Linked DNA regions of Homo sapiens: region 2 is linked to region 1. Evidence: chromatin loops called from intact Hi-C (ENCODE). Cell type or tissue: PC-3. All regions are shown on one strand. Each heading gives the region's core, and the rest is flanking DNA. Links, peaks and the distances in the headings are about the cores only.

What was found. Peaks named below come from ENCODE experiments on the same cell type or tissue, not always from the same donor. Only the 100,000 strongest peaks of a DNase experiment are listed, where the experiment ranks them.
Region 2: it touches region 1 in a loop (3-fold over the local background); 3 of 110 quality-filtered maps call a loop at or near these places.

Annotation. Positions count from the first base shown.
Region 1 is chr5:115,427,862-115,433,250 of GRCh38, reverse strand. No RefSeq gene overlaps it. Among named protein-coding and RNA genes, the nearest start is that of FEM1C, 110 kb to the left of the region's middle. In PC-3, for the core only: no CTCF peak of the experiment used is centred there; DNase peaks (open chromatin) are centred at 2,690 and 3,600; H3K4me3 peaks cover 616 bases; H3K27ac peaks cover 4,126 bases.
Region 2 is chr5:115,507,621-115,513,009 of GRCh38, reverse strand. It overlaps the pseudogene CCT5P1. Among named protein-coding and RNA genes, the nearest start is that of FEM1C, 34 kb to the left of the region's middle. In PC-3, for the core only: no CTCF peak of the experiment used is centred there; no DNase peak of the experiment used is centred there; H3K27ac peaks cover 418 bases.

The DNA of each region.
Region 1 (5,389 bases), core at 68-5,067:
CAATTATGTATCAGTGAGGAATGGGTGATGTCCTGTAACTTAGCCTCTAAAGATTTTGATCTGTTTCTAAATAACAAGTAGCATAAAAGCAAGTACTGAAGGAGAAAAAGGCATACTAGTATAGGAAATGAGGGTCCTAAGAAAAAGGCAATAGGGAAGGGCCCTGGGCTCTTAAATCATTGGGATATGAAATCCTTCTTAGTAGAGAATGTCCAGAAGTGTGGTAAGGGTTCACATTATTTTGTGAGGGAAGACAAAGTCTCAGTTCTTTTGTAAACAGTTTGAGGTTTCAAAGACTCTTTGGCTCTCTGATTTATTTGAAATATCTATTGCTTCATGAATTGGCCTTAAGCACTCCTCAGTAAGTTATTTATGTGGTACTCAACTGCTCCTGCAGGTTTATATCAAACCACAGCTGTATAAACAAAGACTATTAACCTATTGGTTGGATTTAACAGACACTTCAATCTGTTTAAATCCACTGACATTTCAAATTAGTGTGCCTCCAGATTCTTCACAGAACAGCCACTGAAGGTGACAGGGCTGTTTCTAAATAGCTCTGAAGACAAACAATAAGTGTGTTCTAAAGAATGACCACCAAAGAAATGGGAACTACCATTCTATTTTTGCGTAAAATTATGGACAGAATTTTCAAAGGACCTGGAAGGGAATAAGGATGGCTCAGAAAGGAAGGTTTCAGACAGTCTAAGTTAGTGATGTAAGCTCTTATATTTTCCACATAGGGCACCTGATTAGTAGTAGTAAATAATTTATTGGCCAGATGTGAAACAATATTTTTCTCCTCTACATTCTTTCTTGATAAGCTTTTAGGTAACTGTTTTTGTTTGGGTCTGATCCTCCCTCAAAACAGACCTGAAACAAGGCCAAGTTTGGGTAGTTATTCAGGAGTGGGCCTCAGGGTGCATCACTGACTAAGTGGGAACAGCGAGACAGGAAAGGAGAAAATGTCAATGGTATGTGAATTCCACCCAAATGGGCACCTGGGGATTGGTCTTTCCAGGAACCTTAGAGTAACTGAGTAGAATGGCTTCCAAACCTTGCCAAAGAGGTTCAAGAAAATGGGGTACTTATCTACCAACTCTCCACTCATTGGTTGAAGATTGCTTCTGGGGCTTTGAATCTTGGAGAAAACCCCAAGGCAGAGAAGAAGAAAGTCTTGGTGCTTTAGATGAGAAACTGTCAGCTGGCAAGAAAAAAGTCTACCATTTCTCCAAGTGATTAGATCCAGAGAAATAAGAGTGGGGCATCAGTAGTCAGCCACACAGGCCATTTTTATATAGCTGAAAACCTTAGGTTTGTCATGAGAAATGACATTTATTTTCTCCAGCAGGAAGAGGGTTTGACTCTTTCCTGAAAAAATTACAGTGGAATGATTTGGGACAGGTTTCTCAGTAGCACACTCCAGTAATATTAACATGACATATGAACAATATAGTAGCAGAAGCATGAGAAAATGCTAAGTGAAATCCTAATGTCAAGTGAAAAAAATCAGGTTATAAAACTGTACAATTTCAGCTATGTGAGAAAAATATTTTATAAAGAAAAATTAGGCTAGAAAGAATATACCAAGATGTTAATGTTGTTTATCTCTGCGTGGTGAGATAAACAACCAGAGATAGCGTTGTAATTTTATATTTGGATAAATATCAATTTTATATTTGGCTAAATATAAAATGGATAGCTTTATAATTTTATAGACTTATTTCCCAAATGTTCTACTTTGAACATGTTTACCTTTTGTAAAAGTGAACATGCCTTTTTGCTTTCCCTGCATGTACAAGTTAAATGGGATGCTTGCTGAGTAGACAGGTGTAGACCTGCCACAGCAGAGCAGCGTCTCTAGAAATAATTAGACACTCTTGAGCTTGTTGGTTTGAACACAGAGGCCAGCCTTACTCAGCTCTGTCTTTGCTGCCCAGCTCCCCAGGGCAAGCTGGCAATTCATGGGTGCTCACTTCAAGGTTAGCTCATGAACTGCTTACACATGAACTTGTGAGGCCAAGAGGGCATGTTACAGTACAAGACTTCTGCAAGGACTGCAGGGAGGCAATGCCTGTTACCTGCTTGGTTCAGAGGAGTCCACCAGGGAGGCAGTACCTGGCAGTGGGTAGTCTATGTGTTCCTTTTGGGTCAAGCTGAGAAGCACATCCTAGTTCAGTTTATCGTTTTCAGCAGCCAGCCAGGCCAGCAGTGGCCACGGGAGAGTGCATTTTCAGGCCCATCTGGGAATAAGCACAGTGCTAGGAATGATGGAGGAATACAAATCCAAGTATCCTTGAGGAGATCATATTCCAGAAAGAAAGTAATATAACCTGAAAACGATTGACCATACAGAGAGGATGTGATTAAATATGAATATAATATACAAAGAAAATATGTCTGGAGTTTGGGAAGGAGCTGGGGAAGGTTGCTTCAAGAGAGAGTAACTGTGGACTGGAGTGGTTGGAAAAAGGTTTTCTAGAGAAGGCAGTGCTTTGAGTAACAGGTCAACTATACAGTGATGAAAATCCACCTAACGCATTAGCATTTACTGTATTGGGTCAGGTACAGCTTTAGTATCTAGAATTTGGATCATGGTGCTGCCTCAGATTCCCTGTGTGTCATCATTTGGGGTATGTTTCCTGTCCTATAAAATGCAGTCCCAACAGCTACCTGCCCTGCAGGTGTACTGTGATGAGTAACTGATGGTAAACATCCTGGGTAAACTTGATGGTGCTATTACTGAAGGCTTACAAATGTCAGATGATTAAATGTAGAGACAGGCACCAGTGGGTTTCTGAGATACAAAACAATGAGAGTGATAGAAAACTCAAAGTATGCTTGAAATCGTGGCCAGTGTCAGCAGGTTAATGCAGGAGGAATTTCTCTTCTGGGGTGTTAGTTACAAGCTGAATATAGAGAGGTAGAATCAACTGATAACTATTGTTTCAATTTATCTGGTATGCTCAGGCCTAAGCTGGGTATTATTAGGGGAATCTAAAACATTATTAGCAAGAGAGTTGTTTGGGCGAGTTGGTGGCACACAAACCTGAACAGGAAGCTATCAATCCTCAGGAGTATAGACACCCTGCTAGATTAGTATCACAGAGTTTATATAGCCCTCAGGAGGAACCCTAAGAGAGGCTCATTTTCCCTAAAAGATTTAATTCATCACTGAATCTAAACATCACATCTTTGAGCACAAGTCCCTTCTATGCACTTGTTTGTTCTGTTAATGCAAAATGGATTCATCTGAATCAGGAAACTGCGCCAAAAACAAACAGAACAGAAACAACAGAGAACTGGCCCCAATTTGTAGAAAGAGTGCACTTTTCTTTTTTGTGCTGGGGCCTTTGCACAGTATGGTTGCACTACCCCTGCATACCACACTGGGTAAATACCTACTGTGCCAGCTTTCCTTCCCTTTGGGACTGGGGCAATCCTGTCTAAGGAAATGAGAAGTCAGAGTTTACTTGATCAATTCTGGACATGAGAGGGTGTGTATGGCTGTTTATGCACTGAACCATACCATTCTACATTAGGCTGAAAAACTGCCTGAAAGAGGCCTTATAATAAACTTGGAGTAGAAAAACAACAAGCAAACAATAAAAGTAAACCACAAGAACACTGTAATAACATTTCCATAAGGTGATATTTGCAGCATTTTTGCAAATATTGACTCACTAAGTATGAAGCTGAAAAACAAGCCTGGTTTATATTTGGGCCAACCATATATAGCAAGGGGAGTACTCCCTTAGAGAGTTTTTCACTGGCCCCAGGATCAAGCCTAGAAATGAGCACTTCCTTTTGTGTGAACTGTAGTCTTCCATTGCAATATCCCCCCACACCATCTAAATTCATCAGAGGCTTTCTCTTCTGCCTTAAAACAGCCTTTTCTCCCAGTGGTTGGAGAACTGATGAGGCAAGATTAGCTACAAACGATGACGTGTGGCCTTTTAAAAATAATCATTCTATCTTATGGAACTATCATACTGTTTGCTTTCCCCTCTCTTTTTTGTCTGCACTAAAAGAACTTAATGTAAAGTCTCCTCTCTTTTGGGGAGAGTTTGCTGATCAGGGCCTTCTGCCACATGGAAAGACAAACCAATATTTGATTTGTTAATCATCATACTATGGGATAATACACCAAAAGATTATCGTAAAAGAATAAGAAAGAGGATAAGGTTGACAGAAGAGGCGAGTGACTTGGAGGATACTGTTAGAGAAGAGGAGATTATTCTCCCATAGCAGAAGAGGTTTATGAATGTCAAGCAGAGAATGTGCCTTTCATTCTAAGAGCTCAAGGAAGCAGCTAATGCTCAAAGGAGATGGTTGCATGCTGTGCTGGAAGAGACGAGGACACATGCTCTGGAGTTCTCAGTGCCAGCAGCAATTGCTGAGTCTCAAGCATGGGCAGAGCAGCCATCCTGGGAGTAGTGTGTGTGTGTGCATGTGCATGTGTGTGTGTGTACCACCTAGCAGAGTGGGGCTTCCAAATGGAAATCAGGTTGATTTATAAAAAATACATATGGTCCTTCTTGCACATCAAAGTAAAAGAAGCACATTTAAGCATTTCATCCATGACTCACATCAGAGTGGCCTACCTGTGTAACTCTGCTACAGAATCTCTACCTGGCACACTCAGGGGCCAAACCATATTTTGCCCACTGAAATTTATTTAATCTGGGAGGCCTTCCTTAAGAAAAAGAAAACATATAGAAATATAAAATTAGCTAGAGAGCCTTGAAAGGAGCTGGTGCAATTCAGGAAACCTGAAACTTAGGCCTCGTTAGTTATATGATACACCCTCCTCTGCTGTCGTTATTACATTTTGTCCTGAGTAAGCTGGGGAAAAAAAGAGCCCTAAAGGGCTCTTCCCCCACCATTTGTAGACATTATTCCTTTTCATGAGGGTGTTTCTCATTTTGTCTTCAGCTTTCCACACTCTCCAAACCAAGGGAGGCTCTGCAAATAGTTTATTTACACAAAAATGTGTTGCTCTGCTGTCTCCTGGAAGTCCCTTAACTAGGTTACTCAGCCAGGTGTTTACCTTTAATTTTAAAATCTTTTATTGCAGAATGAAATTCTTCCCTACTTTGGGAATCTCTCTCCCTCCTCAGTCTCACCCTTCCTCTTCTATATGCAATCACTTTTAAAAGAAATTTTTGGGCTCAGCAAGCATTTTAGAAGATTGGGAGGAGGGAAGAAGTTGTATTAGTTCATTTTCACACTGCTATAAAAAACTACCGAGACTGGGTAAGGTTTAATTGACTCACAGTTCTGCATGGCTGGGGAGGTCTCAGGAAACTTACAGTCATGGCGGGAGGTGAAGGAGAAGCAAGCACTTTCTTCACAAGGCAGCAGGAGAGAGAGAGCAAGGGAGAAAGTG
Region 2 (5,389 bases), core at 321-5,320, 80 kb before region 1:
TGATTTGCTTAATCATCAAAGCCCCACTGACAAATTGCTAGGTTAGCACCAGTCTCTTTAATTTGTTGAATCATCTCTTCAAATTTCTCCTTTTCATATTTGTGAAGAGCTTTATGATCTATGGAGGTCACATCCAGCTTATGCTTTGTTTTTGGCTTGGGTGGTTCAAATGGACATGTGAGAATTGCAATCTTAGCATCTTCCACTTTTTTCGGCACCTATAGGTGACTGGAAATCCTTGTCCACAATCACGCCCTTGATCAGTTTTGTGTCCTCCAGCCTCCCGCCCACTTTGCCTTCTACGTTGACGAGCTCAAAGTCAGTATCTCTCCGCTCCATATCTGCTACAGTGAGGACAGCATTCACAGCAATCTCAGCCATTTGTTGGTGCCAACTTTGACCACTTTGGAGCAGCCCAGCATGGTTTTTGCAGTCGGAATCAGGGGTTCAGTGTCCTTTATGTCAACAAGGACACTATGACTGATCTTGTCCAGGTGTTCAACAGCAACGCTGGCAGCCTGCTCATAACCATCAGCTATTCTGATTGGGTGAATGCCTCAGTCTAGCAACTGCTTGGCTTCTTCTAACAAGGCAGCAGCCAGGACTACCACTCCTGTGGTTCCAAGTCCAATTTCATCATCCTGAGACTTGGACAGTTCCGCCATCAGCTTAGCAATCTGATGATCGACATCCATCATGCTTAAGATGGGGACCCATCGTTAGTTACAGTCATATCACCATCCTTATCCACCATCATCTTATCAAGCCCATTTGGCCCAAGTGATGTTCTCATCATATTTGCTACAGCCTTTTCTGCCACTATATGAGACTTAAGGGCCTCAGTCCCATAAGACAGGACTTGAGGTCCTGATCCTTGATGATGAGGAAAGGGTGCCCATATTCATCAAAGGCGAGGGTTCCCATGGATGCCATGGTGCAGCCCCAGGAGCTACTTTTCCCTCAGATACTAATCTGAAGATACTAATCTATTGTTTTTTGCCCTCTGATGCTAGTGAGTTCAGTCATTCTTTGCTCCGTTGTGAGTAATCTTTTTTTTTCTCATGTTCTTTTAGATATTCTCTCTCTGTCTTTGGCATTTTTCAGTTTATGATGAAACCTGTTTTTGATTTATTTATTTATTCCGCTTGTGACCACAGTATGATTCTTTGATCTGTGGACTCATGTCTTTCTTTTTAGTTCTGGAAAATTATTACTCATTATATCTTTCTATGGACTCTCATTCTCTTTATTCTTTCTTTCTGAAACTTCTATTAGGCATATTGTTAGACTTTTCCAATCCGTTCTTTGTGTCTTAATTTTTCACATATCTTCTATCTCTCTGTACTTGGTTCTAATTTTCTTAAATCTTCTATTCACAAATGATATTACTTCCTATCTTGTCTGCTAACATTTATTACTTTTTTAATTTCTATGCCTGTATTTTTATTTTTAGAAGTTCTATTTCTTCTTTACAAGTTTACCCATTTTTTTTGTTTGTTTGTCTTCAGTTTCTACATATCATTTAAAACTTCCCTACTTTCTGGTCTCCTTTGATTATGCTACCTCAAATTCTTAGAGTGCTGATCCTCCTGTTGTAGTGCTGCTCACTGCTTGATGGATACTTGTCTCATGTAGATTGTCACTGTATTTTTGTAGGTATGCTCAGCAGTTAGCATTTCTCCAAGTGAAAATCTGTAAGCCCAGGGCTTTGGGAGAATTCCATCACAGTAATCAGGGCCCCAGCAATTCCAGAATCAGCTTCTTATGTTAAATTTCCATCTTGGGCATTTTATATGAAGATGATGGAGTTAATTTGGATTCAGTGTACCAAGTGCAGGGTTAAAGTTCCAGTTTTTAATGGGAGCATTTGGTTTTTAACCCAACCCAGAGTAATGGGCAGACAATGGAAGTTTCTTGCTGTGTCCCTGGACTTGAAAACTAAAGTTTTCTTGGCTCCCTTTATGCAAGGAATAGTCTTTTCAGAGTTCCTGCAATTATGTGAAATTCAGTTTCAGATAAGTTTCAGCTTCTGTTTAACTGAGTCTCAAGGAGATGCCTTCTGTAGGTGCTAAAACCTCAGTCCCTAGCCATTAGATGGTCTCACCCCCATTAAAGTTGGTATTTTCTCATACACTTACTATTCTGACTTTGAATAACCCTCTTCATTTTTGAAATTTATGGATTTTCCTTTCAAGCTTAGCCGTTTACTTAAATAATTTTTTTTTGTGCATGTATCTAGCTTTTCCACGTGTTTGGAATGGGAGAATTGTCTGTACTAAGCTAATCCACCACCGTCATTTCAAACTATGCTGGATCATAAGTACCAAGTATTAAGGGAGTTGCTGTTTTATAAATCACAGTTGATTTAAGAACATTCTTATATTGACATTCTCCCCAAAGTTTAATTACACTTTGTTAATAGATCAGAAAAGTATAGAATTATAATTGTGCTGAGAATCATATGTGACCCTGGGTATGCCCATAGAATTCAGTTCTGAATGTGAACAGTGTCATTCCTCTGCCACAAGAGAAAACAAAGTTGCTTAGAGCAACCTGTAATGAGGCCAAGATTTGGGACTGAGAACCTTTTGAGCCATTGAGCCTGTCTTCATTTTGTAGTCACAGACTGCAGTCCTAACTCAAATAAACCTTCCTGCAAGGTCCAGGGTACAAGGAGGTTAAGAGCTTGTATAGTGCATTTCCTTTAATTTATTAGAAAAATTCACTTGTGCGTTATTTTAGTGTATAAAGTACAACTTTTATTTATATTCTTATTTACTTGTATATGAATCATTTAATGTTTAATGGCCCTTTAAAATAATGTCATATGCCTCTAGCAATGGACTACTATCCCAAGGTAGCTAAAGGAAGAAATGTGTATTTAAGACATTCTTTCATCATAAGCACTCTTTTAAATATCTATTATATTTTTATCCTTAAGACACTTCATTTAACATATACATATATGTAAATATATAGAGAAATACCTATATATCTACATACTCATATATTTCTATATATATGGAAAGAGAGAGATCTCTCCCAAGACACTACTTAATATAAAGCTGAATGATAATGCATTTTGTTGGATTGTGCCAACAGCATAACAGATAGTGCATTTGCTGGAGTGTTCATGTTGAAGTTAAGGAGTGGCTTATTAAATTATAATGGCAAGACTGTTTTTAGTCATAGAACATGCAAGCCATCAAGTGTCACGTGTCTAAGAAAAAATTAGATTCATCAGATGACAGCACACTTTAAATAATTGTGACCAAATTTGTTTTGCTTGCTAGTCACCTAGTTATTCGCAGGACATGACAAAATTGCAGACATAGAGAAGATGGGATAAATCACCCTATTGTCAAACAGATGAAAAATAGTTTGGCTCTGGTGATGAGAATCTTATCTGAAATAACTCATAGCTCACTGAAACTTTTTTACTACACTGAATTCATTCAACATATCTTCTTGGCAACCAACAATAACAGTGTAAAAGGATTAAGTGTTAATTCTGGATCTTTGCAATATATAATGACAGTGTAAAAGGATTAAGTATTAATTTTGGATATATTCAAATGTCCTTGGTAAACTACTGAATATCACCTTTTCTAGAAGTGTAAACTTACATGTGGTTTTATTCATTCAATTAGATTCAACAAACTAGGTCAAAGATAGTGACGAGCAGAGCACAAAATAAAGACAAAAAGGGAACAAATAAATATTGGAGAGTAAAGATTAATATATTATTTACATGGCTCTCTATTTACTAGCTGTGTGGCCTTGACCTCGTTAATTGACTATTCTAAGTCTCAGTTCCATGGTTAGTGAGAATTAATACTTTTCCCACAAGGTTTTTATGAGGAGAGAATAAAGCATTTAAAAGGCTAAGTAGAGTACCCGGCACATAATTTCTTTTTTTTTTTTTTTTTGAGACGGAGTCTGGCTCTGTTTCCCGGGCTGGAGTCCAGTGGCTTGATCTCAGCACACTGCAAGCTCCGCCTCCCGGGTTCCCACCATTCTCCTGCCTCAGCCTCCCGAGTAGCTGGAACTACAGGCGCCCGCCACCGTGCCCGGCTAATTTTTTTTTTTTTTTTTTTTTTTTTTTAGTAGAGACGGGGTTTCACCGTGTTAGCCAGGATGGTCTCGATCTCCTGACCTCGTGATCTGCCCGCCTCAGCCTCCCAAAGTGCTGGGATTACAGGCGTGAGCCACCGTACCCGGCCCTTGGCATATAATTTCTAAATAAAAGTAATAGTATTATTATTTGATGGAAAAGTGAATCATTAATATAAACACTAGACGTATTTGGATTTTAACCTTTAAACAAACTTTATGTCTATAATGAGCTTATTTTATACTTGATTAAAAATGTAGGCTGGATGCAGTGGCTCATGCCTGTAATCCGAACACTTTGGGAGACTGAGGCAGGAGGATCCCTTGAGCCGAAAGGTTCAAGACCAGCCTGGGTAACATAGCAAGACCCTACCTCTACAAAAAAATTTAAAAATTAGCTGGGTATGGTGTCGCAAGCCTATAGTCCCACCTACACAGGAGGCTGAGGTGGGAGGATTGCCTGAGTCTGGGAGGTTGAGGCTATAGGGAGCTGTGATCATGCCATTGCAATCCAGCTTGGATGACAGACTGAGACCCTATCTCAAAAAAATAAAAATAAAATTTTATTTTTTGAAATCTGGAATACAAAACTGAAGAGTGCAGCTGATAGTCAAAATGAGTATGTTGATATACTTTCTCAAAAGATGGGAAATTTGAGAGGTAGTAGGAGGAAAGAGCTTAGAATTAGAAATGCTTCATTCTTAATTTTGAATCATGACCTAATGCAGTAAAATTCTGTAACATCATTAAAAATAAGGCCTGAAATAGCAGGCCTTAGAATAAGAAATTTGCTAAACTTTTCAAAAGCTATACTTTGAAGGGTCTCAATTGTATTGTCTTTCAAACATGGAGAACTGATTTCTAATTCTGCATATAAGGGGAAATTGGCCACATTTTCAGTATTACGAGCAGACTCCTAATGCTCAAAGGAATTATGTTCTGTCTTTTATTGCCTGTGGGAGGAGTGTTGCTAAGAAACAGAATTCCTGATACATTCTGAGGAAAGCAGCTTGTCATTTTAGTGATGCACTGAGAATAAAATGCAGTGAAGGCAATGTATTTTCAAGATCTGAGACTGTTTCTAGCCAAAGAAGACTGCATCTCTGGCTGATTAGATGTAATACATTTGGTTATGTGAAGCTCAGAAAACAAACCTTTAAAGCCTGTGTATTGATGCTCTAGAAGCCTATATGGCCTGCCAAATCATTGTTTCGTGTTTGATGGATGAAAAGCAAAGAGCTATAGAGTTTGAAGGATGGAAGGAAACGAATATACC